Regions from separate parts of the Homo sapiens genome. Here all the other regions are linked to region 1. A link is a loop called in an ENCODE intact Hi-C map of the cell type or tissue named here. Cell type or tissue: ascending aorta. All regions are shown on one strand. Links, peaks and the distances in the headings refer to the core of each region. The heading gives the core; the rest is flanking DNA. Region 1 holds the start of CPXM2 (carboxypeptidase X, M14 family member 2). Region 2 overlaps CPXM2 (carboxypeptidase X, M14 family member 2). Region 3 has its middle 84 kb from the start of GPR26.

What was found. Peaks named below come from ENCODE experiments on the same cell type or tissue, not always from the same donor. Only the 100,000 strongest peaks of a DNase experiment are listed, where the experiment ranks them.
Region 2: a loop joins it to region 1, with 4 times the contacts of the local background. A loop is called at or near these places in 4 of 110 quality-filtered maps.
Region 3: it touches region 1 in a loop (6-fold over the local background); 7 of 110 quality-filtered maps call a loop at or near these places.

Annotation. Positions count from the first base shown.
Region 1 is chr10:123,886,376-123,896,197 of GRCh38, reverse strand. It overlaps CPXM2 (carboxypeptidase X, M14 family member 2), which reads left to right and starts at 4,391. Exons shown (of 14, transcript NM_198148.3): 1 at 4,391-4,842. The coding sequence starts at 4,539. It overlaps LOC105378534 (a long non-coding RNA gene), which reads right to left and starts at 2,494. Exons shown (of 3, transcript XR_001747622.2): 1 at 2,215-2,494; 2 at 1,954-2,120. In ascending aorta, for the core only: a CTCF peak has its summit at 4,798; DNase peaks (open chromatin) are centred at 4,257, 5,127, 5,267, 5,767 and 2 weaker places; H3K4me3 peaks cover 3,786 bases; H3K27ac peaks cover 5,819 bases.
Region 2 is chr10:123,796,283-123,806,104 of GRCh38, reverse strand. CPXM2 (carboxypeptidase X, M14 family member 2) reads left to right here. Exons shown (of 14, transcript NM_198148.3): 5 at 6,906-6,990; 6 at 7,979-8,129. Among named protein-coding and RNA genes, the nearest start is that of CPXM2-AS1, 24 kb to the right of the region's middle. In ascending aorta, for the core only: no CTCF peak of the experiment used is centred there; a DNase peak (open chromatin) is centred at 5,564; H3K4me3 peaks cover 893 bases; H3K27ac peaks cover 4,223 bases.
Region 3 is chr10:123,577,432-123,587,253 of GRCh38, reverse strand. No RefSeq gene overlaps it. Among named protein-coding and RNA genes, the nearest start is that of GPR26, 84 kb to the left of the region's middle. In ascending aorta, for the core only: CTCF peaks have their summits at 3,443 (motif pointing left) and 4,945 (motif pointing left); DNase peaks (open chromatin) are centred at 2,863, 3,343 and 4,953; H3K4me3 peaks cover 477 bases; H3K27ac peaks cover 525 bases.

The sequences.
Region 1 (9,822 bases), core at 603-8,602:
GAAATGAGCAGGTGTGAAAAGTCCGTAATGAAAAATGCTATAAAAATATTGATGTCTTGACAATATTTGTTTCAACAGAATGTTCTCTAGACCTGCACACTCTATTGTTCCTTGCCAAGCAGCTTAACATAAATCTCCTTTGTGGGGCTCATAAATATTTGAAAAATTATTAGCCGTGTAAGGTGTTTGAGGATTATCAGACAAGTATGGATTTATGTTGTATAACAGAAACTGGCTTAGCAGAATCCTGTCTAAGGGATGAATGAATGGACAAACATGGGCTTATTTTGCTTAGCAGAAGTGCACTTAGCAGATTCTCAATTGAGGCAAACAATGGTTGACTTTAAAGAACACCATTTGAAGAACTCAGAAACTGGGGGGGATTCTGAACTGCCACTTTGGTTTCCCAGTTTGCCCCCATTACTACCCCCGACTGGTGTGTCTGGTTTATAGCACGGCTGACATCCAGGGAGAATCAGTGCTTTCTGGAGTTCTACTTACACTACGCGGAGAGACTCACAGCCCCTCCTGAGGGTTCCAGTCCTGAGTTAAACAGACAAATTATTAGATTGAGAACAAAAAAGTCCTAGAGAGAAACATTCTTTGGCTGATGCCGTGAAAGACTCTAGGCAAGATTAGTTATGCAGAAGGAGTTATTGAAATTTTCTGTGTTTCTTATATTCTGTTGGTTTCTGTGGAAGATGCAAAGTTAGCATATTATAATAATCACAGAGCTTATCAGTGCTGTGCAGGAGGCCATTAAGAGTCTGTCTTGGCCGGGCATGGTGGCTCACGCCTGTAATCCCAGCACTTTGGGAGGCCAAGGCGGGTGGATCACCTGAGGTCAGAAGTTCGAGACCAGCCTGACCAACATGGTGAAACCCTGTCTGTATGAAAAATATAAAAATTAGCTGGGTGTGGTGGTAGGCACCTGTAATCCCAGCTACTTGGGAGGCTGTGGCAGGAGAACTGCTTGAAGCCAGGAGACAGAGGTTGCCGTGAGCCGACATGGTGCCACTGCACTCAAGCCAGGGTGACAAAGTGAGACTCTGTCAAAAAAAAAAAAAAAAAAAAAAGAAAAAAAAGAAAAAAAAAAGAATCTGTCTTATGGTTGTTGCCCAGTGGCAAGTGGAAAGAGCCAAGTTTGAGTGAGCTGGTGAGCCTTGAACCTTACCTAGAGGGGTTAGGTTTACTTGGGATTGGTTAGCCCTGCAGATTCTTCGGTCGGGGAGCAAGGTTGTTAACGGGTGTTTAGGGAGAATGAATGGCTTGTTGCCTTGAAGGAAGAGTGGACGGCAGATCAGAGAGGCCCAAACAGCGAGACCTGCTGAGCACGGATTCCCATCATCTGCCATGGGTCTCTGAACCATGGGCTGAGTGATGGGCAGTGGGAACAGAGGAAGAGGCAGATTAAAGAATGTGTGCCATGAGAGCAGCAGGACTTACTGCTATGTATTAGAAGGTGAAGGAGAGATGGGGCCAAGATGACCAGGGAGGTCTTCATCTGAGAAGCTGAAGAACGCAGGACCCTCCCAGGCAGATAGGTGAGAGTTGGGAGAAAGAATAAGGCTTGCAAACCAAGAGAATGAGGTCAGCTTTGCCGCCCTATCTTCCTAAACTTCATGAGCTCTGACTGTGCCTTGCACCTTTCCAGGACGGGCAGCACCAGAGAGAGGGAGCCAGAGGTAGACAAAGGAGGCTCCAGGAACAGTGCCGTGGGCTTCTGTGTTGGGAGAACTGGCATCAGTGCAATCGATTCTTGTTCTATTTGTCCTACTTGCTTTAATTATGTGTCTCTCCAGGGAAAACAAACAAGCAAGCATTGATAGGGAGAGCAGTAATAAGTGGGACTCATTTCTTTATTCCAGGGACATGTTGAGAGGCATGTTTGGGTAGGGCCTTCTCTGGACACTTACCAGACACTGCAGAGCGGGTATATGTTATGTTACTCACCTAAGAGGTGCTGAAAAGCGGTAAAGTGTCTTCAGGACTCATGGGCTTGGGGCCATTGGGATGTATATGGCCTGACTTTAAATATTGGTTAAAGGCAGCAGAGCAGGGTTAGTCCTGGCCATCACTAGCTTGCTGTGTGTCCTCAGGTAAATCTGGGCCTCAGGATCCTGTGTAAAATGAGAGGGAGAAGATTCATCTTAAATTTGGATGCTATCAGAATTACCTGAGGAACTTCTTAGATATGCTAGTACTTGAACCCACTCTTTAGGAGATTCTGAAGGTCTGGGGTGCCGCCTGGGTGTCGGTCTGCTGTTGAGCAAGCTCTGGGGGTTCTGATGGAGGTGGTGCAGGGCACCGTCCTGGCCTGGGCTGCCTCTGCAGTCCCTCTGGCCAGGATGCCAGGCCAGCCTCTTGTTAGCGCTTCACACAGCTCGCTGGAACGCTGGGTGTGTTGCTTGCTGCTGGAGCCGCTTTCTGTTTCACCACTAAAGACTGTGTTGTCGTCTGGAGTGCCTGGCTTCAGATAAAACAGTCCCCAGGAGTGAGCCCTGGGGATAGGCCATGGAGGAGGGTGGGTGGGGATCCAGGAAGGGTTGGGGAGCAAAGAGTGGTGGGTGGGGAAGGGGACCCTCCTGCCCTCTCACCCTGAGGACTTCTGCTGGCTCTGGATTCCAGAGCGTCCTGGGGGTTTGACAGGCAGGACCAAGGCCTCCTGGTCCCTGCAGACAGGCCCTGCCTCAACCAGCAGCCTCCTCCTCTCCCTCTGGTCATTCTGCTTTGGCCTTCAAACTGGAAGCCTGGAAGACTGGCCCTAAAAGATGGCCTGGTGGAGTGGCCTGCGCAGAAAGAGAATGACAACCTTCCTGGTCCAAGCCCTGCCCACTGTGGGGTCTCAGGAGCCCCCACTCTAGGGAAGTCCTCACTCCAGGGCAATGGTGAGGCCTTGCCCTGGTGCCCTGACTCAGCTCAGTGGCATCGTAGGATCACATCACAGACCCAGAGGAACTGGGAAGGTGACAGGCCAATGCAGGCTTGAGGGTCAGTCTGTCCCTGTAGCGCACTCCATGGGTTCCCAAAGACATCTACACCTGAATACCTAGAACAAGAGATAGTTACGGAACCTGGCAAAAAGTTAGGGAACATGGCAAAATGGACTTTGCCGATGTGGTTAAGGTCACCACTCAAGATAGGATGACTATACTGAATTTTTTGGGTGGGCCCATCTATTCACACTCTCTTAAAAGCACAGAATTTTCTCTAGCTGGAAGGCGGAAAGATGTGGCAGGAAGGGAAGCGATTTGAAGCTGTGCCAGCTCTGGCTCTGAGATGCCGGGCCCACGTGCGAGGACCAGGGAGAGGCCTGGAGGAGCCTGCAGAAGACATGAGGAGGAACACAGGCAGCCAGCAGGAGGAAAGGCGCCTCAGCCCACAGCCAGCGAGTGAACTGCACGTCAGTCCTACTACCGCAAGGAGCTGAATTCAGCCAATACCTGAGTGAGCCCGGAAGTGGACTTTTCGCCAGAGGCTCCCCTAAGAAACCAGTCCTGCTGACCCCTTGATTTTGGCCTGGTGACACTCGCATCAGCCTTCTCACCTGCAGAGCTGTGAGATAGGTGTTGTTTGAAGCCACTAAGTTTGTCATCGTTTGTTACAGCAGCAAGGGAAACGATGCAGTCCCTGGTTCCCCACATCCCCGCCTGGAGAGCAGAAGCCGCAGGGCCATGGGCCTGGGCTCCGCATAAAGAACCCATGCAGAGTTGTCCAAAGCAGGAGGCCCTTTCTCAAAGGACCCTCTGGGCAAGAGCCTGCTCTTGGATGAACCACAAACCCTCTTGTGACCCCTGGATGGCCACCTTGGGGTAACGTCACTGTCTTTCCCAAGACCCAACAGAATCACAGTCTCAGATGGGAGAGGGCTCCTCCAGGGTCCCTAGGCCCTGCTCCCAGGGAACTTTACTCCCAGAAACCCCGGGAACCTCAGGAATTCCTCATTCCCAGTTCCTGAAACAGTAGCATGGCTAGTGGGAAGTCCACGTCTGCGGAATGGTCAGCACACGGGGCACGGTTTGAGAGCTGGAGGCTGCTTGGGCTCTGATTTACTTTAGGACCCTGGGCCAATCTTTTCTTCTCTCAGGTCACGTTTCTCCACCTGTAAAACAGGAATGGAACAGCGGGCCTCAGTGTTTTCTTCTAAGATTGAAACTCATTAGCGTCTCTGGGGAAGCAGGCCCCACGCTGGCTGGCCTGCGGGGGAGGGGAAGGGGGCTTTCTTGGGCTTGGCTGCTTGGAACACCTGCCTCCAAGGACCGGCCTCGGAGGGGTCGCCGGGAAAGGGAGGGAAGAAGGAAGGGCGGGGCCGGCCCCCCTGCGCCCGCCCCGCGCCTCTGCGCGCCCCTGTCCGCCCCGGCCCAGCCCAGCCCAGCCCCGCGGGCCGGTCACACGCGCAGCCAGCCGGCCGCCTCCCGCGCCCAAGCGCGCCGCTCTGCTGTGCCCTGCGCCCTTGCCCCGCGCCAGCTTCTGCGCCCGCAGCCCGCCCGGCGCCCCCGGTGACCGTGACCCTGCCCTGGGCGCGGGGCGGAGCAGGCATGTCCCGCCCGGGGACCGCTACCCCAGCGCTGGCCCTGGTGCTCCTGGCAGTGACCCTGGCCGGGGTCGGAGCCCAGGGCGCAGCCCTCGAGGACCCTGATTATTACGGGCAGGAGATCTGGAGCCGGGAGCCCTACTACGCGCGCCCGGAGCCCGAGCTCGAGACCTTCTCTCCGCCGCTGCCTGCGGGGCCCGGGGAGGAGTGGGAGCGGCGCCCGCAGGAGCCCAGGCCGCCCAAGAGGGCCACCAAGCCCAAGAAAGCTCCCAAGAGGGAGAAGTCGGCTCCGGAGCCGCCTCCACCAGGTAAGGAACTTTCTGCGCTGGGCAGCCCGAGGGGGCGCCGGTGGTTGCGCGCCTCCAGGGGACAACTGGCTTCTCCCATTGTGTGTGTCTGGGATGGGCCAGTCCCGGGAATCTCCCTGTTGCCGCCTCTGCCTCCCTAGGGACTGTATCTGCGCTTCCTGCCGGCCCGCCCAGCTTCCCAGAACTTGTCCTTGACCCTGACATGCATTTCAGCTCTGGCTTATGCCCTTAGGTAAAGAGGGAGCTGTGCAATTGGGAGGCTGCCTATGAGAGTCAAAGTTCTTGTTTCAAGCTTGAAATCCCCTGAGCTAAGGGTCTTTCTGCTGGATGCCTCTTACTTCTCTGCCTACTTCTTCAATCCTCAAATGCGGCTGAATTTCCGCTTTGGGGATGTGGATGGCTGGCTGTTTTGGCAGATGGCCTTCTAGGGAAAGCTCTGCCAGTAGGCCTTTACCCAGTCGTGTCCCTTCTCAGCTCCCTCCTTCCCACTCTCAGCGGGTCTCTTGGGTCCTCTGCCCGGCTGGGGCAGGATGGCACAGCCTCCACTGGGGAGTCTGTGCCTGGAGTCTGCTGCAGCCTGGACTCCGGCTTGGGGGCTCCCTGGCTGCCTGCAGTGCTCCGTCTTTCATCCAAGTCTCATACCCTTCTCAAATCCATCTTCAGTTTCTGCCAACCTCATTTTCTTAGGAAAATGACTTCCACTAAATGACGTAGTTTATTAACCACCTTGTGAAGTGGGGCTTTCTCTAGTTCCAAATGTTCTTTGCTTAAATTGCAGGGGCTGCAGGCCTGGTATTTCAAGAGTGGGGCATGAGCAGGAATGTGGCCAAATTCTCTGGCCTCGCAATGGCCTTTCCTGAAAGGAGATACGTGCGGGTGCCACCGTTACAGGGCTCCGGGTATGGAAGGCATCGTCTTTGTTTGGTTAAACTGCTCACGAAAGTCAGCAGCCAGGGCAGTGGGAAAGTGGAGGAGGGGTGAGGACACAGAACTCCTGAAAGGGTGGACCTATATGAGCACCCCCCTTTGCAGAGGCCCTGGCATGCTTCCATTTGTGGACAACTTTGAATGGGCGGAGATTTCTGAGTTGTGTGACAACCCTGAACACATCCAGAATTTCCAGTGTTTCAGGGAGAGTTATGGGAATTCAGATGTTTAAGAGCTACAGTGGCTTAATAACAGGATTAGGAGTGGGAAGAGACTTATATTTGTAGAATGTCGACTGTGACTCCATTAGAAACTTTATGTGCCAGTTTCATTTCATCCTTTCAGTGGCTCCGAAGGGTGGGTGAGGCTCAGACAGTTTAAGTAACTTGCTCAGCGTCACTTGCTGGCTTGGGATATTTGAAAGCCTTTCTTCTGTCCTTTTTAACTCAAGGCCTTTTTGGTTTGGTAGTTTGAATCAAATCCACATGCATTCTAGTTTTTTTTTAAGTGCCTGCAATGTGCTTAGCTCCGTCCTGGGCATGGTAGGGTGGTGTAGGCAGGAGACATGTATGTTGGGTTCTGGCAGTCACTGGGGGTAGTGCTAAGGGGGAAAGTGGAAGAGAGCCCCAGACTGGGAGTCTGAAGACTGGGCCTAACACCCATGTTTAGGGCTCATCAACTTGGGGATCTGGAATCATGGCTCAGTTTCCTGAGCTTTAACTTCATCATCGTTTGCAAATAGGAAGACTGCACCTGCCACCTCACTTTACTTTGTCAATTGCTGTAAAAACCTTTTTAATGAAAGCTTCCAGTGTGCCTGCCCGCTTATGTGCTGGTCTTCCTGTGAACCTTTCATTCATTCCACAGGCCGTTACCAAGAACCTGCTAAGCACTGGTGCTGGGTGAGATCCTAGGAATGGGGAGAGCAAGACGTTCCTCTTCCCTGCCCCCCAGCCCCCGCCCCCCACCACATGGAACTAGCTGGGAACTCTGAGAAAGTAATCACAGTTGTGTTAAGGGTTGCACAAAAGTGTGGGGTGTTAAGGTAACAAACAAGCTGGGGGAGCTCACTGAATCTGTGGGGGCTTGCGTAATGCTTCCCCGAAGAGGTGATGTTTAAGACTTGACAAGTAAGTCAGCTTGATTGTCCTGGGGACTCGTACAAGTGACCGGACATCATTCCTAAGATAGGTTTCTTTCCCTACAAAACACATCTCAGAAAGTCACAGCCTGGCCTGAGCAGTGTCCACAGACTAATGTGTCTGCAGACTCAGGGGTTACATGGGGAAGTGACTCTCTTTAGTCCTTGGAGAAACAGCTCTTGCCACTCTTGGAATGGGGTCTCTGGAGGAGAAATCAGAGTGTAACCTGAATTTGCAAGAAAAAGCTCATTTGGTTTTGGAAGGCCATCTTGCAGGTAGAGACAGGCCATGGGGGAGCCTGTTGATTCGGTGCCTAGCCTCTGCTCCTGCAGGACACATTGCCCAGTTCACCGCAGCCCTGGCATCCACCGGGATCTCCAAGCCCCATACTGAAAACACGTCTTCGGAAGATCTAGAGACTCACATCAGAGGCCTGTTGGGACAGCTGCCTGCAGACCTGCTACCATGTCAGCTGTGTTTCTAATGAATTCTGTGGGGCTTTTTTAGAGCTCTCCCCAACCATGACAAGACAAGTGTGACATTTATCTCATATTTTTAACTCCTGTCCTTTTTTATTTTGGTGTTTGCTCAGCAGAATCCTCTGCCCTGGACCAAAGTGGGAAGACTGGTTTAAGCGTGAACTTAGTTAGGGGAATCAGTGACAGTTTTGTGCAGTTAAACTACACTAGGAGAAAATTATTTTTTTTCTACTTTAAGTAGCGGCTTGATCTATATGCTGCTCGTGGTGTAATAGAAGCACTTATCTCTGCATTGGATTGTTTTGGAATATCTTAGGAAGGCACTTACATAGGAAGGAACATTGGACTGTGGCCTGGAGTGTTTAATGCAAACTTCTGTACTTTGCTTCACTGGGTGGATGATGCAATGCTATGTATGAGGCACTGAGGTGGGAGTGAGGGGTTCAATTTAGAGATGCATAACAGTATAAAAGCATATATAACTAATTAAAAGTCTATATGTACTTTATCTTTGCAGATGATAAAATATTTCCCAGATAGCTCTTGTTTTGCATAAAGGTGAGTGCAAGGAAAGATGTATTCAGCAGTGATTCCCCACACAGGCAGATTTTCTATGTGGTAGGCCCTAGGAGGGAGCCCTGTTTTAACCCTGTAGCGGGGTTTATGCAAGGAGCCAAGGGCATTGGGGATTTGATCTTGATGTGGGTTCTGGCTTTGACCATTGGCTGTTCTTTCGCACCACCACAGAAATGCCCAATGGGTGTGACATGCTGACATTCATGGAGATGCTTGGAGAACTGAACCCTTTGGCTAACTGAGAGTATTGCATTTTCCATGAGTGGCTAACAGGTTTCCAGAGAAGTAGAGCCCCAATATATTAAACAGAATGGAATCTTTAAAAACATTTATTTAAGCTTTTATTTTGAAATAATTATAAACTCACAGGAAATTGCAAAAATAGTACACTGAGGCCCCATGTACGCTTTGTCAGCTCCCCCCAGTGATAACCTCTTAGATGATTCTAGTACAAGATACTTCAATCTTGGCAGGATTGATGTTTTGGGCCAATTGTGTGTTTGTTTGTGTATGTGTGTGTGTGTGTTGTGTGTACGTGCCAACAGAGGAGGAAGGGGGTTGCCTTCCTGTGTATTGCAGGATGTTTAGCAGTGTCCCTGGACTCCAAATTGGATGCCAGTAGCACCCTCCCCCCTGTTGTCACAACCAAAAATGTCTCCAGACATTGCCAAATATCCCCAGGGGGATGGGAGTCACTGTTGTATACAGTATCAAAATGAGGAGGTTGACAGTGATACTGTTAACTAGATTACATGCCTTACTCAGATTTGACCAGTTCTTACATGCATTTGTAGGCATGTTCTCTGTAGTTTTTATCACATGTACAGGTTCATGGAACCACCACCACTGTCAGGATATGGAACCGTAGAATCTTTTTCTTAGGTTGCAGTAGGATTTTGGTACTGTACAGTTTCTGAGGTCCTCATTGTGAACACTCATCCATCCGAGAATTTTAGAACTCTAAGGACCTAAGTGGACACTGAGCACAGATTCTTGCTTATTGCGAGATTCTAACAGTGAGCTGCCCGGCCTCTGCTCACAGGCTTCCATGGATGGACTCTCACCATTCAGTGGATGAAGAGTACTTATTGCTAGAATGTTCTTCCTCATATGAACTTGACAACGTTCTGCTCTCTAATTCCATTTATTTAGCTGTTTCGAATTGAATTTGACAGTTTCTAGATCCCTGCAGTTGGAATGATTTAAGGCCACGGGAGTGAATCTCAGGTCCTCAGTTTTCATTCTCCCAGGGTTATGAATAAGGTAAGGGGCCACATTTTGCACGTGCAAGTGGATTTGGGGGTGTCTTACTTTCCATGCCATCTTCAAATTGATGACCCTGGTTTGCAGCCATATTCCTTTTGAAGAATAAAATAGAACAGAAAAATAAACCATAGTTATAGAACTTATCCTTTTCCTCCCACTTGGCAGTAACAATCAAATCAAATAATAAGCTGAACTATTGATTTGAATGAGGGATTTGAAGATTTTATTTATTTCTCTCTTCATTGCACATTGGGTTAGAAGTAGGCTTGGATATGTAGTCTTTAAATTTGAGTTTCTGCTTGGTCCTTTGTTCATAACTTTCTTCCTGTGCTGGTGAGAATGCACCGCTGTTTGAATGTGGACAAACCCACATCATCGCCATAGTCTTGAGCCCGTGGAATTTGCAGAGGGGGCAGCGAGCCACGTTTGTTTGTGTGTCTGTGCTCAGAATCATTGAGTTTGCATTTTGTACTGTGCTGGGCCCCAGTTGCAGGGGGAAATAACCAAAGAGTTGTTCTTTGAGCATATTTGGTTGTAAACAAAGCCTTTTCTGTTGTGTGTGCCGTAAGCCAGTTGGTGAAAAGGGCTTC
Region 2 (9,822 bases), core at 994-8,993, 90 kb after region 1:
ATGGAAACGTGGAAATGCAAAATTAATGAAGCATACCAGAAAGGATAAATGAGTAGGTTTATAATCATTAACTACACACAACAGTAGTAGGAATATTTTATAAAATTTAAAATACATATGGAATTGGAAATGAATTCCAAAATAATGCAAAAGCTGGAGGGGTAAATGGACTTGAAGTGTTGTGAAGTTCTGGCATTACCATGGAAGTAGTAGAAATTATCATTTGAATTAGATTGTAGTAATCAAGGATGCATATTGTAATCTTAAGAGAATTATGAAAAGAATATTGTGAGTGTATAACTAATAAGTCAATAAAGAGAAACTAGTAATCAAAATCTGATTATTTTGTGATTTTTTTTCCAATCTTAATATTGGCAGTGATCAATTTTGAGTGATCAAAATTATTTGTATGGAACATTGCATCCAACAATTACAGAGCCGATATTGTTTTCAAGTGCACATAGAATATTTGCCAAAGTTGACCATATACTGAGCCACAAATGAAACCTCAAGAGAAACCAAAGGGCTGACATGATTTAAAGTATGTTCTCTGTCCACAACGGAATTAAACTAGGAATCGGTAATAAAAAAGTAACTGGAAAATATCTAGTACCTAGACATTAAACAACACACTTCTAAATAGTTCATAATCAAAGAATAAATCACAATAAGAATTAATATTTTGAACTAAATGGCAAAGAATATATGACCTATCGAAATTTATGGCATGAAACTAAAGAGTGCTCAGAGGGAACATTATAACCTGAAATGCTATATTAGAAAAGAAGAAAAACTGACAATCAGTGACCTCAAGAAGCTATATAAAAAGAATCGTAAATCAAACTTAAAGAATGCACCAGGAAGGACATAAGTCATTTTAAAAATTTATAATTTATAATATTTATAATTGATTTAATATTTTTGAATGTTGACATGATACAGAGCTGAAACAACTCTGTTACAACCTAAAGACAATATATATGAAAATGAAAACATCTTGATGTTTTCTTAGAACTCTGAGACAATATGAAGAATGAAAGCAGATGGATGTCCTCTTAGAACTCTGAGATGACAAGTATGTAAAATGAATGTGTAATAAGTCCTCTTGCCACATCCACGTAGAACTTGGAGATAATGAGTATGAAAACTGAGTTCTTACACAGTCGACTAGCTGAATAAGTGCCAGCAGCATCAAACATCCAGACTCTGTTGTTATGTGAAAAAGAATGAACTCATACTTGATTAAAATAAAAACAAACAAAAAAAGAAAAAAAGTAGAAAAAGTCCTACAGGAAGCATCTTACTCAGTGGTGAAATATAGAAACCTTCCCTTGGATCTCACGAATGAGGCTGGGATGTCAGTTATTCACTTCTTTCAGCATTGGACTGAACATCTTAGCCAGTATAATAAGACAAGAAGAAGAAATAGAGGACCTAATGACTGGAAATAAAGAATCAGAACTGTCATTGGGATATCATCATATCCATAAAAACATCCAAAGGAGCCCACAAACTATTGGACCTAATTAAAAAATTAACAAGGTAGCTGGGTACAAAGTCAACATATAAAAAGCATCTATGTGTCTACATACCAGCAACAAATAAGGAGGAAGTAAAATTTAAAATGATACCATGTAAAATCATTTAAAAAATCAGCTACCCAGGAATAAAGCTAGCAAAAGATAAATAAAAGAAGACCTAAATAAAGAGGATCATATACCATGTTTATAGATTGGAAGATTTAATACTGTAAAGAGGTCAGTTCCCCCAAAATTGGTGTATATATTCAATATTAACCCAATTAAAATCCAGAGGCTTTGTTTTAGAAATTGACAAGCTGAATTTAAAATTTATATAGGACTGCAAAGATCTAAGAATAGTGAAGGCAACTTTGAAAAGCAAAAACAAAGTGAGAAAACATATACTATCAGATATAAGGATGTATTATAAAACAATAGACATTAAGACAGATTTAGGATAGGATAAGAAGTAGACCAACAGAACAGAATAGAGCATCCAGAAACATACCTACATATATACAGTCACATGATTTATAGCAAATTTCCACTCTGGTGCAATAGGAAAATAACCATATAAATGGTTCTAGGTCAGCTGGAAGCCCATATAGAAAACCATGTATCTTGGGCTGGGTGCAGTGATTCATGCCTGTAAATCCCAGCACTTTGGGAGGCTGAGGCAGGCAGATCATGAGGTCAGGACATCGAGACCATCTTGGCAAACATGATGAAACCCCTCTCTACTAAAAATACAAAAAATTAGCTGGGCGTGGTGGCACGTGCCTGTAGTCCCAGATACTTAGGAAGCTGAGGCAGGAGAATCGCTTGAACCCAGGAGGCAGAGGTTGCAGTGAGCCGAGATCGCATCACTGCACCCCAGCCTGAGTGACAGAGAGAGACTCTGTCTCAAAAAAACAAAAACAAAAACAAAAAACAGAAGAAAACCATGTATCTTGACCCGTCACACTATATGGTAATCAACTCCAAATGGATTGCAGATCTTAAATGTGAAAGGTAAAGCAATAACGTTTTTTAGAAGAAACATCAGTTAATATCTTTATCATCTTGGAGTAGGCAAAAATTTATTGAAAAGAACAAAAATACTGAAAGCCATAAAGAAAAAAATGGCTAAGATTGGATTATATTAAGAATTTTTTGTCATCAAAAGATACCACAGGCTGGGCATGGTGGCACACACCTATAATCCCAGCACTCTGAGAGGCCAAGGTGGGTAGATCACTTGAGCCCAGGAGTTTGAGACAAGCCTGGGCAACATGGCAAAACCCCATCTCTACAAAAACAAACAAACAAAATACAAAGATTAGCTGGGTATGGTGGTGCATGCCTGTAGTCCCAGCCACTTGGGAGGCTCTGAGGTGGGTGAATTGCTTGAGCCTGGGAGGCTGCAGTCTGGGTGACAGAGCAAAACGCTGTCTCAAAAAAAAAAAAAAAAAAAAAAAAAAAAAAAAGGGTACTACAAAGAGGATGAAAAGGAAGACAAATTGGAGGAGATGTTTGCAATATATATATATATTCAACTCATATCTAGAATGTATAAAGAGCTCTATAAATCAATGTGAGAAAGACAGACAACTTAATTGAAAAAGGGGGAAAACTTGAGTAGGCACTTCTCAAAAGATGGTGTTCAAATACCCAATGAACATACAAAATATCGAACTTCATTAGTCACCAAGTAACTTAAAATAAATCAACAATGAGATAAAAGGATACATCCATCAAGAATGGCTAAAATAAAAAAGGAAGATAATAACAAGTGTCAATAAGAGCATGGAATAACCAGACTCTTGTTTATTGCTGGTCTGAGTACAAATAGGTATAATTAATTTGGAAAATAATGCGGCTGAACGTAGGTATATGAGCATGTCTACCCTCTGACCCTATGACCTAGCAATTCCACTCCTAATTATACACCAAACAGAATTTTGTATAAATTCACTAAAATATACATGCAGGAATGTTCACAGAAGCACTCTTCCTAATAATCCAAACTGGAAACTACTCAAATCCCCATTAGCAATAAAATGGATAAATAAATTGTGGTGTCTGTTCTCAGAGTAGAGTAGTAGAACGCAGTGAGAATGAATAAAGCATAATTATAAGCAACGATAAGAATTATCAAAGACGAAACTAGGTCTGAAACAAAATGAACAAAGCCTTTATAAACCTAGGACAAGAGGACCCATCTGTGATCACGCTTATTTCGGCAGTGGTTCAAAGGCGGTAGAAAGGGGAGTTAGTTTTCTAAACAGGGAAAAAACAAAGACAGCCTCTGATTGGCAAGCATTCTATTATGGTGGAACTTTTGGAAGTAGAGGATACTTTCTAATTGGTCTTCAGGTACTTTGACCACCCTTGGCGAACTTCAAGAGGGGTAGCTCCCTACTGCCTGGCAGAGGAAGTTCCACTCCTATCAAATGGCCTAAAAGCCTACCATGCCCTGGCCTCTGCTCCCCTGTCCCTTCCTCTGCTCTCCTGGGGCACCAGCATCCTTTCTGTCCTCCAAGTGCCATGTGCCCTCCTTCCTCCATCTGTGAGATGCTTATACGTCAGTGGGAGAGAACGACAGTATCAAGTAATTCCAGAAAGGAGTATGAAATTACAAACTGAATTAAACTATGAAAGAAAGCATATAAGAAAGAAATTGGCTAGATTGAAGGGTTAAGACTAGCTTTTTTACTTGGTATGAGGTCTGAATAATTTAAAGGCAGACAGAGGAGGAGAGAAGAGGAGGAGTTCAAACAGCTGCAGCAGTATGTGCAAAGGCCCTGGGGCAAGAGAGAGTATAAACAGTATTAGGAATTGAAAGAAAGAACACGGAGAACGCAAGGCAAGCAAGGGTCTCGTAGAACGTGATGGGGATTTTGTTAATACTAAGATAGCACAATATTTAATATAAGAATACTTAAAATAAGAGCTATTTTAAGCAGGGATGACATGATCATATTTCATTAGAAAAGTAAGCTCTTGCCTGCAAGATAGATGGGGGAGCAATTTAGATGCCAGGGGGCCTGAGAGAGTGAACTGGGGTGGTGGCAGGGGAGGTGGAGAGAGTTGGATACATTCTTGAAAATGCGGGAGTTAAAATTGACAGAACTTGGTGATGGATTCAATATAGGGGAATGTGTTATTCTGTTTTCATACTGCTATGGAGAAATACCCGAGACTAGGTAACTTATAAAGAAAAGGAGATTTAATGGACTCACAGTTCCACATGGCTGGGGAGGCCTCACAATCACGGTGGAAAGCGAAAGAGGAGCAGTCATGTCTCACCTGGCGGCAGGCAAGAGAGCGTGTGCAGGGAAACTGCCCTTTACAAAACCGTCAGGTCTTGTGAGACTTATTCACTATCATGAGAATGAGATGGGAAGAACCTGCCCCCATGATTTAATTACCTCCCACTGGGTCCCCCCAACAACATGTGGGGATTATGGGAGCTACAATTCAAAATGAAATTTGGGTGAGGACACAGCCAAACCGTATCAGGGAGGAAGGGAAGGTGGGACACCCAGGCTAACACTGGGATTTTGGTCTCCCTGGGTGAATGGCAGTACCTTTCTTGGGGCAGGGCCTCTGGTGGACTGTCACGTCAGAGTGTAGAGCGGAAGGCGTGAATCAGTTCGTTTAAAGCAAGTTAAATTTGAGATGTCGCAGAGACTTTAAGTGGAGGGGTCAACTAGGCAGGAGGATATGATGTAGCTTTGCAGTTCAGAAGATAGTTCTGAGCCATAGAAACAATTACGATTCAAACATAAGTAGGGGATTGGTATTCTTATTTTTTTTTTGAGTTTGAGAAATTATGACTTGGCTTTCATTTCCTTTTTTTCCCTGCCCTCTCCTTTTTCTTTGGAGAACTTCTTTTTATTTTTCTCTTTACTCCCCTCTTATTGTCTTGTGCTTCTCTTGACCGAGGGGTTTCCTACATTCATCACCTCTCTCTCGGCAGGATACAGCTCCCGCCTCTGTTGTCTGTCTTGCTGTATCACCCTCGGGCCTTATCAGCTGAAAAACAGGCAGCAAAGGAACGGCAGCTACAAGTCATTCGGAAATTATTTGTGTGTGGGAAACAGGTTGCTATTTTGGGTGTGGATAATTTTCCAGGGCAAAGGAAGGAGCTGTTGCCGAGGTGCTTTTCTTGTTAAGGCAATGCTAATGCATCTCCCTCCCCAGCCCTGGGCTCAAACTGGTGACTCTCAGAGGAGGAATGTGGTGTGTGATCGATTCTGGCTTCTAACGGGTATTCAGACAGAGCTGGTGGGGAGGAGAGAGGAGAAGAAGAGAAGGTGTGAGATGAGGGTTTGTTTCCAAGCATGTATAAAATCACCTAAGAATCATTTTCATGACAAGTCAGTCGGATGAACCAGAATGCATAGAACCAGCTGTTCTTTTGAAATAAACTCTACTGGGCAGTATAAATTCAGACAGGAAACTCAAAACTTTATTTGGATAGATCTGAATCCTGAGGGCAAGCAGGCAAGTAGGAAAAGGATTCCAAATACTTCAATGGGCAGAATTTTCTAAAAAAAAAAAAAAAAAAAAAACCAAAAAACTAGTAAATTGCTTCTTAGTTCCAATATTTAAAAAATTAAAAGAGGGGGTGTACTCAGGAAGACTTTCCTATATTGTTCAACAACTAATATTATAAAAAACTGAGGCAGAGAGAAAAAAAGATGTAGGTCGCTTTTCTTGCCAAGGCTATCAGGTTAACCTCCACTCTGGAAAGTCAAATTATGGCTAATTTACCCCCAGAAATTTCTGTGCAGTAGGGTGTGATGATGGGGGTATTTATTTGGGTCCAGCCATCACTGGATTCTTCCTGGGGTGGGGATTGTCTGTGTGGCTGTGACAGCCAAGGAGAAACTCAGTATCTCTTAGAGACTCAACATTTTATTTTTGTGATTGGTAAAATCTCATTTGTTACATTCCCAAATCAGCTTCCTAACCAAAATGTTTAAACCGGTTTGCAACCTTTACCCAGATTATTTTTCCACTGAGCTTCTTGGGTGTGATGTAGGTGTTCAGTGCAAACAGTTACGTACACATTTGTATATCTTTACATCTGTGATCAACGGTTAGTGATTACTAGGGGCTAGGCCTTGTTCTAAGTGATTAAAGGGCATTAAACGGAGGCTTACATTAATTCTTTAAGGTTGATGCTTTTATGATTCCCATATTATGGATGAATATATAGTGGCATAGATGGGTCAGTTAGTTACCTGACTGAGGTCACAGAGCTGTAAATGTCCTGGAGCCAGGGTTTGACCCAGTGCCATCTGCCTCTGGCACCTGCTCTCCTCACTTCTAAACCTCTTCATGGAAGAACAAACATTTTAAAGTGTGTAGTCCTAATGATGTTTTATTTTCTCATAGGAGTGACTGGGTGACATCCTATAAGGTCATGGTGAGCAATGACAGCCACACGTGGGTCACTGTTAAGAATGGATCTGGAGACATGGTGAGTCTCATCCTCCATTTAACCATGCCTTTCTTCCTGGCTGGGTGGGGTTTTGCAAAGAGAGGCAATGTATGATCAACTCTTTGGAGATTTGTGGATTCTCTGTCAACTCAAACCTACCACTACAGTCTGATGGACAGAGACCCTTTCCCTGCCCTGAAGCCCAGCAGCAAGTGACACACATTTAGAGCTAATGTAAAATTCAGCCTTTATTTACTCCCATCAGGCAACTGCAGGAATGCAGCCTTTTATGTAATTTGCAAGTTAGCCCTGGAAGTTGCATGCATGGGGCATGCTAGGGCCCCTTGCAGCTGTTCTTAATAGTTTCCTAACTTCATTTGGTGACCTTGGCCTTTTAGTTCCATGATTAGCTCCAGCTTAGTCCTGATCCTGTCACTCTCTTCCTCAGATTCTCAAGTGCATATTCCTAGCATGGTATCCAATGTCTTACATAGTCTGACTAGTCTTGACTGTGGCCTCCTTTTTCAACCTTCTTTCTCATTCTTACCCCCTACACACAGTCCTGTGTCCTTGTACAAGTGAAACAGCTGCTCTTCTGCCTATGAATCCAATATTTAGGCTTCTGCACTCATTGTTCATTTTCTCTGGATACCCTCTCATCCCTACGGATCTAAATAGCTTTCCTTCAATGCCAGTTCAAACAGCCCCTCTTCCCCAAAACTTTGCCTGGTCCTCTCCATCTTCTGAAATCCCAAAGCTCTCTAGTTGTCCTTTTGCCGTGACACCGATAGATTTTTTCTACAGTATATAATTACCAGCCCCACTCCCTGCATACCAACTAGATGGAGGCTTCCTGAGGGCAGGATCCAGGCCTGATTCATTTCTTTTTTTTTTTTTTTTCTTTTCAATGCACAGCACACATTAGGTTTTCCTCAATAAAGTCTTGTTGAATGAGTGAATTCTGACTTTTTATCCCTTGGTAATTAAGCACTAAAAGATTTTCCTTTTCTCCCATGAGCATAAATAGATATTTGAGGGAAACAGTGAGAAGGAGATCCCTGTTCTCAATGAGCTACCCGTCCCCATGGTGGCCCGCTACATCCGCATAAACCCTCAGTCCTGGTTTGATAATGGGAGCATCTGCATGAGAATGGAGATCCTGGGCTGCCCACTGCCAGGTGAGTTCACCCTCCTGTGCTTCCTGCAGGGTGGGAGCACTGATGGAAAACAGATGCCCAGCCAAGACAAATAAAAATAAACTAAGCAGACCAGGCACAGTAGCTCATGCCTGTAATCCCAGCATTTTGGGAGGCTGAGGAGGCAGAATCAATCACTTGAGTCTGGAAATCCAAGACCAGCCTGGGCCACAAAGGGAGACATTGTCTCCACAAAAATAAAAATAAATAAATAATAAATAAAATATAAAAATTACCCAGGCATGGTGGAGTGAGCCTGTAGTCCCAGCTACTTGGGAGGCTGAGGCAGGAGGATCACTTGAGCCCAGAGGTCAAGGCTGCAGTGAGCCGAAATAGCACCACTACACTCCACCCTGTCTCAAAAAAATAAAAAGGTAAAAAGTAATAATAAACCAAGCAGTTGTTTTCTTATGTAAAAAAATACATGTCTATGGTAGAATATTTAGAAAACATAAGTGAACCAAAAAGAAAATGAGTAAACATTTCCCATAAGCCCACTGGGAAGCACAGTGAACAATCGGGCTACTAAAGTCCCTTGCCAAGTGTAGTTTTGCCTATAGTGATTTTAAGATGATGCCTACCACTCAGAAGTGAGAAAAAAGAAAATTATGTTGAAATTTGGGAGAACACGTTTATCTGTCATTGGCAGATACCATTACACTGGGTAGTGGCGGTGGGGTAGGAGGGAGTAGAAGTTCATTCTAAACCATTGACAGTCTTTTTCTGATGAAGTAGCTGCTCTTGGAAGCCTGTGTCTTTGGGTAAATGCTTACTCAGGTAGTATTCCACTTGCCTTATTTTCACATGAGATATTTGGGGGTAACCTCGGGGTGGCTTGAAGAAAGGGGGTTTGAATTCACATGTGCCACCTGCATCTTTGGTAATGTCTTCTCTGCACAGGCTGCTCTGTCTCAGCCTTTCAGGCATTCCAAGCTTGTGCCTGGATGGAGCCTGCAGGCTGCAGCCTCTTCATCCTGACCACACATCTCCAAAGAAGGTGGCTGGCCTGAGATCACCCCCTACAGGGCCTCATCACTTCATGGGGCCTATAGGAAACTTCACATTCCTGTTCACCCGCAGTCCACCCACGCAGTCAGGCTGTGGGGACATGGGGCACAGTCGTCACTCATCCCCCAAACTCTCCAGTGAGGCCTTCCCACTCCTGCCTAGTGTGAGGTGCAGGGCTGGCTACCTATGGGACTCGTAGTCCCTTCCAGCACTGCCTGGGGCAGGGTACCAGCTCTGATGCTATTTCTGTAGTAACCCCCTCTTCATGAACTTACATTTCCTGTATTTTTGAAGCATACTGAAGGTCATTTAATTGTTTTTCTCTCAATCCCGTAGTATTCATGATCTTGCTAGCCAACCTCAGATTTTTTAGAATACAAACCTCATGTTGGTGAGAAAGACAGATCTATCTACCTAACTGCTTACCCTCACACTGGTCATATTTTTTGTGTGTTTTATATTTATGTGTACTTATTCGATTGTGCAAGTTTTTTTATGTCATCAAAACCATTAGAGACCATCTGTCTTTGGGATGCTTCTCCCCTAGCCCGTGGAAAAAATGCCATGTTTTCAATCTGCCTCAGACGGTTGGAAGTTCAGTTGTTTCTAATCACTGGATTCTGTAAACAACCCCACAGAGAACATTCTTATTGCTCTGTCCTTCTTT
Region 3 (9,822 bases), core at 904-8,903, 310 kb after region 1:
GCCTGAGTTGTCACCAGCAGAGCCTCTGCGTCTTAGCCATGGTCAGTTTCTTTGCTGTTTTTATGGCATCTGCAGGAATGTCCATGGCCATTATCTCAGTTGCCTTTTGGCTTCACTTTCTTGTCAGGTCTTGGTTGTGCCTGGCACATATTCTCACCTCAGTCCACCATACATAATGTTGATGACTTTGAGAGGGCCTGCAGTTTCTTTTTTTTTTTTTTCCTTTTTCTTTTCTTTTCTTTTTTTTTTTTAAGATGGAGTTTTGCTCTTGTTGCCCAGGCTGGAGTGCAATGTCACGATCTCGGCTCACCGCAACCTCTACCTCTCGGATTCAAGCGATTATCCTGCCTCAGCCTCCCGAGCAGCTGGAATTACAGGCATGTGCCACCACACCTGGCTAATTTTGTATTTTTAGTAGAGACGGGATTTCTCCACGTTGGTCAGGCTGGTCTCAAACTCCCAACCTCAGGAGATCTGCCTGCCTTGGCCTCCCAAAGTGCTTGGATTACAGGCATAAGCCACCATGCCCGGCCCTTGGGGGGCCTTCAGTTTCACTGTGGTCTGAGTCACTTGTCATAAGGGACTCCATTTTGAGACATTTGGGATCACAAAACAATATTATATATTAAGGGGGGGAGAGAATGAAGAGTGGAATAAATGAAAGACACAAAGAGCCAATGGTAAAAAGGGGTGCACAAAACAGTGGGGGTCATTCACTTTCATTCATTTGTGATCTGATGAAAGCAAAGAAGTATCTAGATTCACTCCTCAAACACAATCTTCAAAAGTTAAAGTGTAAAATGTAAAAATGAATTATAGAAAAAGCCCAAATGAAGTATTTATGACTTCTTTAGAAAAGTAAAATTTTTTCTAAATGTTGCGGCTCTGGAAGAAATCACCAAGGGAAATGCTGACACATTCCCGTACATCACAATTGGAAACGTCTATACAAAATGCCCTAACAAACTCAAGAGACACAAACAGGCCGATTGTTGCTCTGTTGATTGTGCAATAAATACAAAGTTCATTAAATCAAGGCTCAAAAACCCCAACTGACAGATAAATTAGAACACATATTTGCATTTGAAATGAACTCACCATGTGCTTCTTTTGAATGGGAAGATCTACTAGAGGACTTAAAATATAACTCTATTTTTCTCCAAATTCCTCCACCCTAGACTTTCCAGTTCAAACCACTGCATAAATTAAGAAGCCGTCTCCAGCTCCCTGGCTGTGTGGGCTTCCAAGGTGCAGCAGTCTGCGGTCTGGTCCACACATGGTAGGTGTTTAACGTGGGCCGGACTTTTCCAGGCATGGGGAGGCTTCAGGACTATTGAAGCACTGTTCAGAGGCCCCACAACTCACACAGTGACTCAGGTGTGCGGCGGGAGGTCAGGGTGATGAGGAATCTACCCTGCCACTCACTGCTGTGGGGCCTGGGGCAGTCACTCAACTTCTCTGGGCTTCCCTCTCTTCATTGTCTCTGCCCTGCCTTCTCAGATGACCCAATGGGTTAATACACAGATGAGGCTTTGCAAAGGGGCAGACTCTGCTTCCTGTTGTTTCCCAGGGCCTAGAGTCCCCCAGCAGGTCATCTAGCTCTTGTCAGATGCTAAATGCACTGCCAGCGTTTGGGCCTGTGAATCAGGGTCTCTTCTCTTTTCTGGCTATATAATGCGGCAGGCTCTGTGGTATTTCTGCAGCAGGGTGAAGGTTGCCTGGGAATCTTAGCTTTTTCCAAACTCTGTGCAGGAAGAAGGCAGCCTCTCTATTCAGGCCAGGAGGCTCAAAAGTCCTGGGGCATCTCAGCTGCTTCCCACATAGGCATATCCTGGAAGCTCCTGCTTGCAGCTGGTTCTGGGGGAATCTGGGGAGGCTTCACAAAGAAGGTGACACTGGAGGAAGAGTTGGAGCTCCTGGAGTGATGAAGGGAAGGGTCAGCAGGTGCTAAGGGCATGGCAGACTCCCTTGTGGCAGACTAGGGAGTGAGGGGAGAATGGGGATTGGGTTGCAAACAGGAACAAGGCAGGAGCCTTGGGAGGGATTTGAACAGAATCCTGCTGGGGTCAGATGAGGAAGCTCACTCTCCCTGTCCCATGGAGATGGGTTTGCTGGGCTGAGGCTGGAGGCAGGGGCAGGGGCTAGGAGGCTGTTGCAAGTCGTGGAATAACACACACCATGTAATCCTATTTATGTAGGATAAAAACACATGGAGAGGCGCATATGCCTGTGTGTGTAAGGGTACAGCTGTCACTGTGGGGTGGAGGGCACACAGCTCTCATCCCCTAATTCAATTCTGATTCCAGGGCATTTATTCTGGGTTTCAGCCAGGTCTTGGGACTCTGGAGGACTCATACTTGGTGGCTAACCTCAAGAAACAGTGTTAGTGCGGGAGGCTTGTGATCAGATCTCCACCGTTGAGTGTGTAGACAGAGTGCTATGATAAAGGAGGGGCAAAAGAAGCGAGGGAGTCAGAGCAGGCTTCCTGGAGGAGGTGACGTTTCCACAGGGTGACATGAAGCCAAGGGTATGGGTGAGACCAAAGCAGACTCCATGAGAATCAGCCACACTCACATTTGTCGAAGGCGCCCTCTGCTGTGCCCTCGTCCTGAGCGGGACCTGAGTCGCTGGTGACTGGGAGGTCTCCTCCACCAGGAACTGGGCCTCGGAAGGAGCGAAGCCTGTGGGAGACGGGCTGCTGCCTCTGAATGAGACCCTGCTCCTTGGGGAGTCAGATTCTGTATGGGACCCAGGGGCTGGAATGGCCCAGGACAGAGCAGAAGGCTGCCTGGCGCGCCCCTGGAGACACCCACAGCCTCTCACCTCGAATTCTGGGACCATGCCCTGCTTATCTGGGCTGTGTGGCCAAAGGGAGAGTCCCCCTTCCTTCTTCCCCAAATGGGAGGGCCTCGGGGGCTCGATCTGGCCGTGTGAAGCACATTCAGGTGTTCTGCTGAGCTGACCTCTGCCGGAGGGAATGCACCCTCCACAGGAGCCGGCTCCGCCTGACTTCCAGGCTCCGTGGCCATGTTGAAGAACAGGACAGGAGCATCCCACTCTGCCCAGAGGCAAAAACGGAGCCACCCCTGGAGAACGGGGGAGGAGGACAGAAATAAACTCCTCTGTGGGGGATCATGTTGGCAATTACATTTGGGGCTTGAGTCCACCCAAAGGGAGAGCTAGACCACCTCTCCCAAAAAGTGATTCATGCTTTGCAGGCGGCAGGCACTTCCTTTGTGTGCCAAAGAGAAATGTGTGCCAGATTGCTGGAAGTGAGCAGCAGATAAAAATACAACTCAAGTCCCCGGAGCCACACCTCCTGGCTGCTTTGCAAATAGCCTGCTCTGGAAAAACCCGACTTGGAGAGTCCTCCGGAGTCAAAACTCGCCGCAGTCTGGTGGAGGCATGGCCTGCCCCCTGGCGGTCTGGGTCCTGCAGAGCGACACCGCTTTCCCACCCTTCCGACGCCGCAAGTTTGGCACAAAGTCCAAGTGAGCATTTATTTGAAAATAAACCTGCGTTCTTCCTCAACTTCGGGACTTTTTGATGGCATGTCTAACAAAGAAATATTTCATCTCCATTCCCGACACAGGCTGTGCTTTCTATAGCATTTACTGACTTCTCTCCTGTTCAGCAAAAACAAGAAAGTTTTCCTGTAAGGATGAACTCTACAGACAGAAAAGTGGTTTTGTCGTTAAACCGTAAAGAGAAGAAAGGTTTAGAAAAGCAGAGAAACTCCAAGCTGATGTGCGTGCGTGCTGTTTGGTTCATTCCCTGGATATCAAGTGTTATTGAAGATGCTGAAATTTAATGTCCGACATGGCAGCATAACACAGGCTTGAGAGGACCAGGCTCCCAGGGTTCAAATTCCCACTCTACCTCTTACCAACTGTGTGAACTTAAGCCAGGCATTTAAACTCTCCATGCCTCAATTTTCTCACCTATAAAGGGGGGATATAATAGAATCTATTTCGTGGAGTCTGTGCGGGGATTAAACGGGTTGATACACATAAGCTATTTGAATGATGCCCTGCACGTGCGTGGTGTGTGCTATACCTGCATTTGAGATTGCTGTTGCTGCTGCCATTGTTAGTTTAAAGCGCAACAGTAAACAATTTAACAATCAGATCTTGATATACAAATAAGAAGTGTGGCAAACATCTGTCACTTTTAGCCACCAGTCTCCAAAACCCGTTCCACTTGGGGGCTGGTCCCTTTCTGCACTGTGGACATAAAGAGCGCCAAAATCTCCTTTTCCATCCTTTTCCATCCTTGGGTAGGTGGGTTGTTGGCCAGGTAGCCTCCATGCAGGGCAGGAACCTACCGTGCAGAAAGGGCACACAGATGCAGAGACAGCCAGGTTAATCTAGGGTGGCAGAGGGGTGCCAGAGTCCTTCAGCAGAGCTGGGAGTAGTCAGTGCAGGTAGGAGGGAGAGAGGTGGCCCCGCAGGCCAACAAGTGCCAGGTGATCTTGCTGGGCCCTGGGGTGACAGCCCCCTTGTTTCTTGTTTCATCAATTCTCTGCCCCTCCTCTGAATTCCATGAGCTGCCCAGTGGCTTCACTTAGTCATAGTTCTGTCACTTCTACCCAAGAATCCTGAGAGCAGCAGACTAGGGCCCAGAGAAGGCAAGTGGCTTACTCAGGGTCACACAGCAATTCCATGGCAGAGCCAGGCTGTACCTGCTTAAGTTGGCCACCCCTGTCCTAGTGAGCTAGTATGTCCTTCCCAGCTCTGCCATATCCAAGGTCAAGGACACAGGTGGCTCTTTTAGAAGCCACAACAGTAGTGACAAATTCTTAGCTGCTGTGGGACATGAGAAAAGCTCAAACCGGTACCTACTAAGGCACCTCGTTTCTTCCCCTGCTGCCAAGTTTCTTCTTAGTTACAGATCCCTTCTGGCCAGGCAACATCTGTGGTTGATGGCTCACGGGCTCCCCCGAGTGGTCATTGGCTGGCAGCAGAAACCCTGCAGGCTTTGACTAGGGACTTTCAGAACTGAAGACAGAGACCCTGAAAAAGAGGAGGGCAACTGTGCCTTGGCCTCTGACTCTCATGCATGGTCAGGTAAGGTCAGGCCCCTGGAAGCAGAGGGGGCTCAGACCAGAGCAGTGTTTCAGAGAGTGAATGTGTTCCTGGGACTGGATTCTCACTGAGGCACTCACCTGGAGGTTTCGGCCCCTGGAGGCCCCTGCCACGCTGGTCTTGGTTATTCTGTGGATCTGTAACCCAGGCTCCCCATGTTCTGAGTTCAGTGACATGCATGGGGCTCATCTCCACTTTACGGGCTCCAAAGGTAGTTCACAAACTGCTGAGTATCACGCAGAAAGAGAGACGCATGTGCTCCAGGGCGGGGGTGTGCCTGAGCATGCCTCACTCACACGCACACACACATGCACACACATATGTACATATGCACACGCATGCAGGCACGTGCACACACACCTGCACACACGCATATATGGACACACACGTGCACAGGCACAACCACAAACCACTTTGTCAACATATCATTAGCTGAGCTGTCACTTTGTTTTTCTTTTCCACTTTTTCCTCAGCTGCTCTGGTAGAGCACACAGGAAAAAACAGAACTGTAGAGTCATACAGAATAAAATTAAAACGGAAATGCTCATTTTTCTTGCACAATTAATTTAACCTCCTAAGCCTCAGTTTCCTTCTCTGTAAAATGGGGCTTAGAATGGTATTTACCTCTCAAAGTGCTGTGAGATTAAAGAAGATACTGTGTTCAGTTTGGGGAACAGAGGAAGGCTCAGTGGATGAGTGGGGCTTTCTGTCCTCCAAGCTCCCAAGAAGAGGTGGAGGGAGCAGGTGTCATCATGGCACCAAGTCCTGCTCTTGACATTCAATTCTGTAAACATGCAAACCTCCCCTAAATGCCTGTGATGAGCCAGGTCCAAAGGTGATGAATAAGACAGCATTCTCCATGTCAAGGAGAGTACAGCTGTGCAGGGGAGGCAGACACATAGACAATTACAGGTCAGATGTGTGTCCTGACAGAAGTCCAGAGAAGGGGCAGAGGGGAGGGGTCATAAGGTCACATGGGGGTGGAGGGAAGGAAGAGAAGTGAGTCTAGGAGCTGAGAGTGAAGAAGTGTTACAGAGAGAGAGAAGGAGAGTGATCGAATACATATACACCATGTAGATATAGTGTGGCATGTGTGTGTGCATATGTGCCTGTGTGTGTGCATGTGTGCCTGTCTGTGTGTGTGTTTGGGATGAGAGGATGGATGCTCTCTAAATGGAGAGACTTGGAGAGAAGCCAGTGATGGAAAAGTCTTCATGAGAAACTGAAGAAAACATGGGCTCCTTGGAGAAGGAAGTTCAAGAAGGAGGAAGTGGCCCAGGTGAGGCTGGAGGGGCAGGTAGGGGAGAAGAGGCATGGAGTTGTCACTGAGGGGGACATTGAAAAATGCAGAAAGGAGGCCATGCTAGGGAGAAATGGAGAAAGAAGACTTGGCTAGGAAGCTGCCATGAGCAGAGAAGCACATGAGTGGATTGAGAACTGCATAGGGCATAGGATCAGCAGGACCTGGTGAAGGCTGGGTTGAGGACGTAGAGGAAGGAGGTCAAGGCTGACTCCCCGGCTTCTGGATTGGGTGCCTGGGCAGCTGGAGGGGGCAGCCACAGTAAGGAGCACAGGACGGGAGCCAGCCTGCTGGGGCAATGGGAGGAAGTTGGAAAGGCAAATCTACTCGAATGTGAAATTGAGATAGCTGTGAGAGGAGAGGAGGAAGGCAAGGGGGTAATCAATGGAGCCCTGGCCCAGGAAGAATTTCTTGTAAGGTGAGAAAGTCCTGGATGTGTGCATCCTCGGGGAGTAAAGGGCCACTGAGCAGGGAGAGGGTCAGGGAGGTGGAGAGGACTTCTGATATAGGTCACATTCTAGAGAAGTTGGGATGGAGAATGATTTAGAGTCCCATTTAAGGAGCTCCCTCCCCATCCTTCTACATACAGGAGGGAAAGGAGGAAAGACCGCCAGAAAAAATGTCTATATCCTGGTTTCTATGCGCAGGGGTCAAGATTACGGTTTTGTAGAATCCAGAAAACCCTGGAGGAGCTATGCAATTCTTGGTCACTTTTATCTACCAGCATCCAAAACCCTTCCTACTGGCTCTGGTTCCTTTTCACTGTGGAAATAAGACACAGAAATTCCTTCTCCTCACACCTGTGCAGATGGAGGACAGCCATGTGACCTCAGCACTTGAGCAAGTTGCTTACCCTTGGACTCTCTGTGAGATGGGTGATGGCAGAACCCATCTTTACTGATTTGTAGTGAAGATTAAACATGAGAAGCAGGGAAAGAAAGGCAGGAAGCTCCCTCTGCCCCACCCCATTGCAGTCCAGTTCTCCCCAGATGTTGGCAGTTACTGTTGTGCTGTCTAAGCCCCTTCTTGCTGTGCAGGTTTGCACGTGCACCAATATTTTCCAGGGGTCCTCTGACACGTTCCAGAGAAAGAGGGACACTGAGGAGTGCTGCCTGCAGTGACACGCTCTGGGACCTCGGCGCACAGCCTGGCAGCTTATGAATATGCTGAAACAGCTTCCCATCAGGTGAAGCAGCCAGACTCAAGAGAAGCAAGGAAGTTGCCTTGAATTTCTAACAATCATCGTATTTTTTTGGTAAAAATAACCTATATTCACTATGAAGTTATAAAGAAGCTAAAAACAACTCCAAATCCCGATTCCAAGAAACAACCATCACCCACTGTGGTCGGCAGGATAGGGATCCCCCACTTCTCAGAAAATGTCCTCATTCTAATCCCAGAAACCTGTGAATATGTTACTTTATGTGACAAAGGGGGCTTTGTAGGTTTGATTCCATTAAAGATCTGGTGGTGGAGACATTATTCTGGTGGTCCCAGGATAATCATATGAGTCCTTCCAAGTGGAGAACCTTTGTTGGTTTGGGCAGTGAGATGAGATAGATGGTGTTCTGTTCTTGTCTTCAGAAACACAATATTGTGTGTGTGGGTCTTCTTGGTCTTTCATGTCTACTGTCTTCTCTAAATTTCCTCTCAGGCCGTATTAGTCTGATTTGCATTGCTGTAAAGGAATATCCAAGACTGAGTAATTTATAAAGAAAAGAGTTTTATTGAGCTCGCCGTTCTGCAGGCTGTGCAAGCATGGTACCAGCATCTCCTTGGCTTCTGGTGAGAACTCAAGAAACTTTTACTCATGGCAGAAGGTGGAGAAAGAGGATGCACGTCACACGGTGAAAGAAGGAGCAAGAGAGACGCCAGGCCTTTTTAAACAACCAGGTCTCGTGTGAACTCATTGCTGTGGGGCGGCACCAAATCATTCATGAGGCATCCACCCCCAGGACCCAATCGCCTCCCACCAGGCCCCACATCCAACATTGGGGATCACATGTCAACATGAGATTTGGAGGGGACAGACACCCACACTCTATGGCATGCCTTTGTTCTTTTCCATTTTTTCCATCTGTCCTCTGTTACTCCTGTGTGACACTAGTTGTCAATTCTGTTCTTTGTTGTTTCCAATATGGCTTTCAATGCCTCAGAAGGGTAGGGAGGAGGGTGCTGAGGTGGCCTGGGAGAGACTGCAGCTTCAACTAAGTTGCATCTGGACACCCCTTCACCAAATGCTTTCTCTTTCTGCTGCAGAAGCCTGCCTTCGCTCAGCTTTCAGAGTTTAAAAAATGGTGTGGCTCACAGTTCATCCCACTACACCATGGCCCATCTATGCTGTGATTCTGTGCTCTCAGCCTCCCTCCCTTCTCATACCCTCAGCTCTTCCCTTAGGAAAAGGGTAGATCAGCAGGGGCCTTCTTTTGTCTCTGCCCTCTCTGGGTCTTTACGACTGCATAACAAATGCAGCAGTCTTAGTGGCTTCAAACAATCATCATTTGATCATATCTTATGATTTTGTGGATCAGGAATTTGGGGCAGGCTCTGCTGGATGCATCTTCTGTCTCACATGGCAATGGCTGGAGCCATCAGTGACATTCAGTTGGTGACTAGTCTGGTCTTGGAGGATCCCAGATGGCCTCAGATTCCTGGGGCTGTGGTGAGGACAACTGGAAGGATGGGCTGTCTGGAGTGCCCCCTTTCTCCATGGGGTCTCAGCGCCCCTTGACATGGTTTCTCCAGCAGGGCCGTTAGACTTTTCTCATGGTGGCTCAGGGCTCCAATGAAGGAGCCTGGCTGTGTGCCAATGAAGGAGCCTGGCGGTGTTCCAATAAAACTTTACTCATAAAAACAGCCTGCAGGCCATCATTTGCCAACCTCTGTTCTAAAGGAACACTGTGAGTTTCTTTGGGGACATTTCCCCTGTCACCTCTAAGTCTTATTCCAATCTACAGATCATTTGATAGGCCTTATAGGACCACATCACTTTCACTTTCTCTCAGGACTCTGCATCCTACCTGTGGCCTCAGGAGGTTGTGTGGACACCAGTGGCCTGCTTTGCTTTGGCCCAGATGTCACAGAATGTGTGGCCCATGCATGTCACGGGCTGTAGTTTGGTAGTTTGGGGCCATGGCCATTTCCTTGTTTGATTGATGGGGTTGGTTTGGGCCTTTTTTCCCTTCCTGTGTGTGCATGTGTGTGTGTGCATATGTGTGTGTGTGTGTTGTTTTGTTGCTGTTGAGAGAAAGGAATGCCATTTTTATCTGGAAGTGAAAATTGCTTTTGAATGTGTCTGGGGGAAGTTTTCAAATGTGGTTGGAGGCCACAAACAGCCCACTGGTCTTCTCTTCCATCCGCTCTCTTCTAACCCGCCCTCCTTTTCCACTGTTTCTTAAAAACCCTCCCATTGTGGAGCCACATTATTTTTTTGAGTGG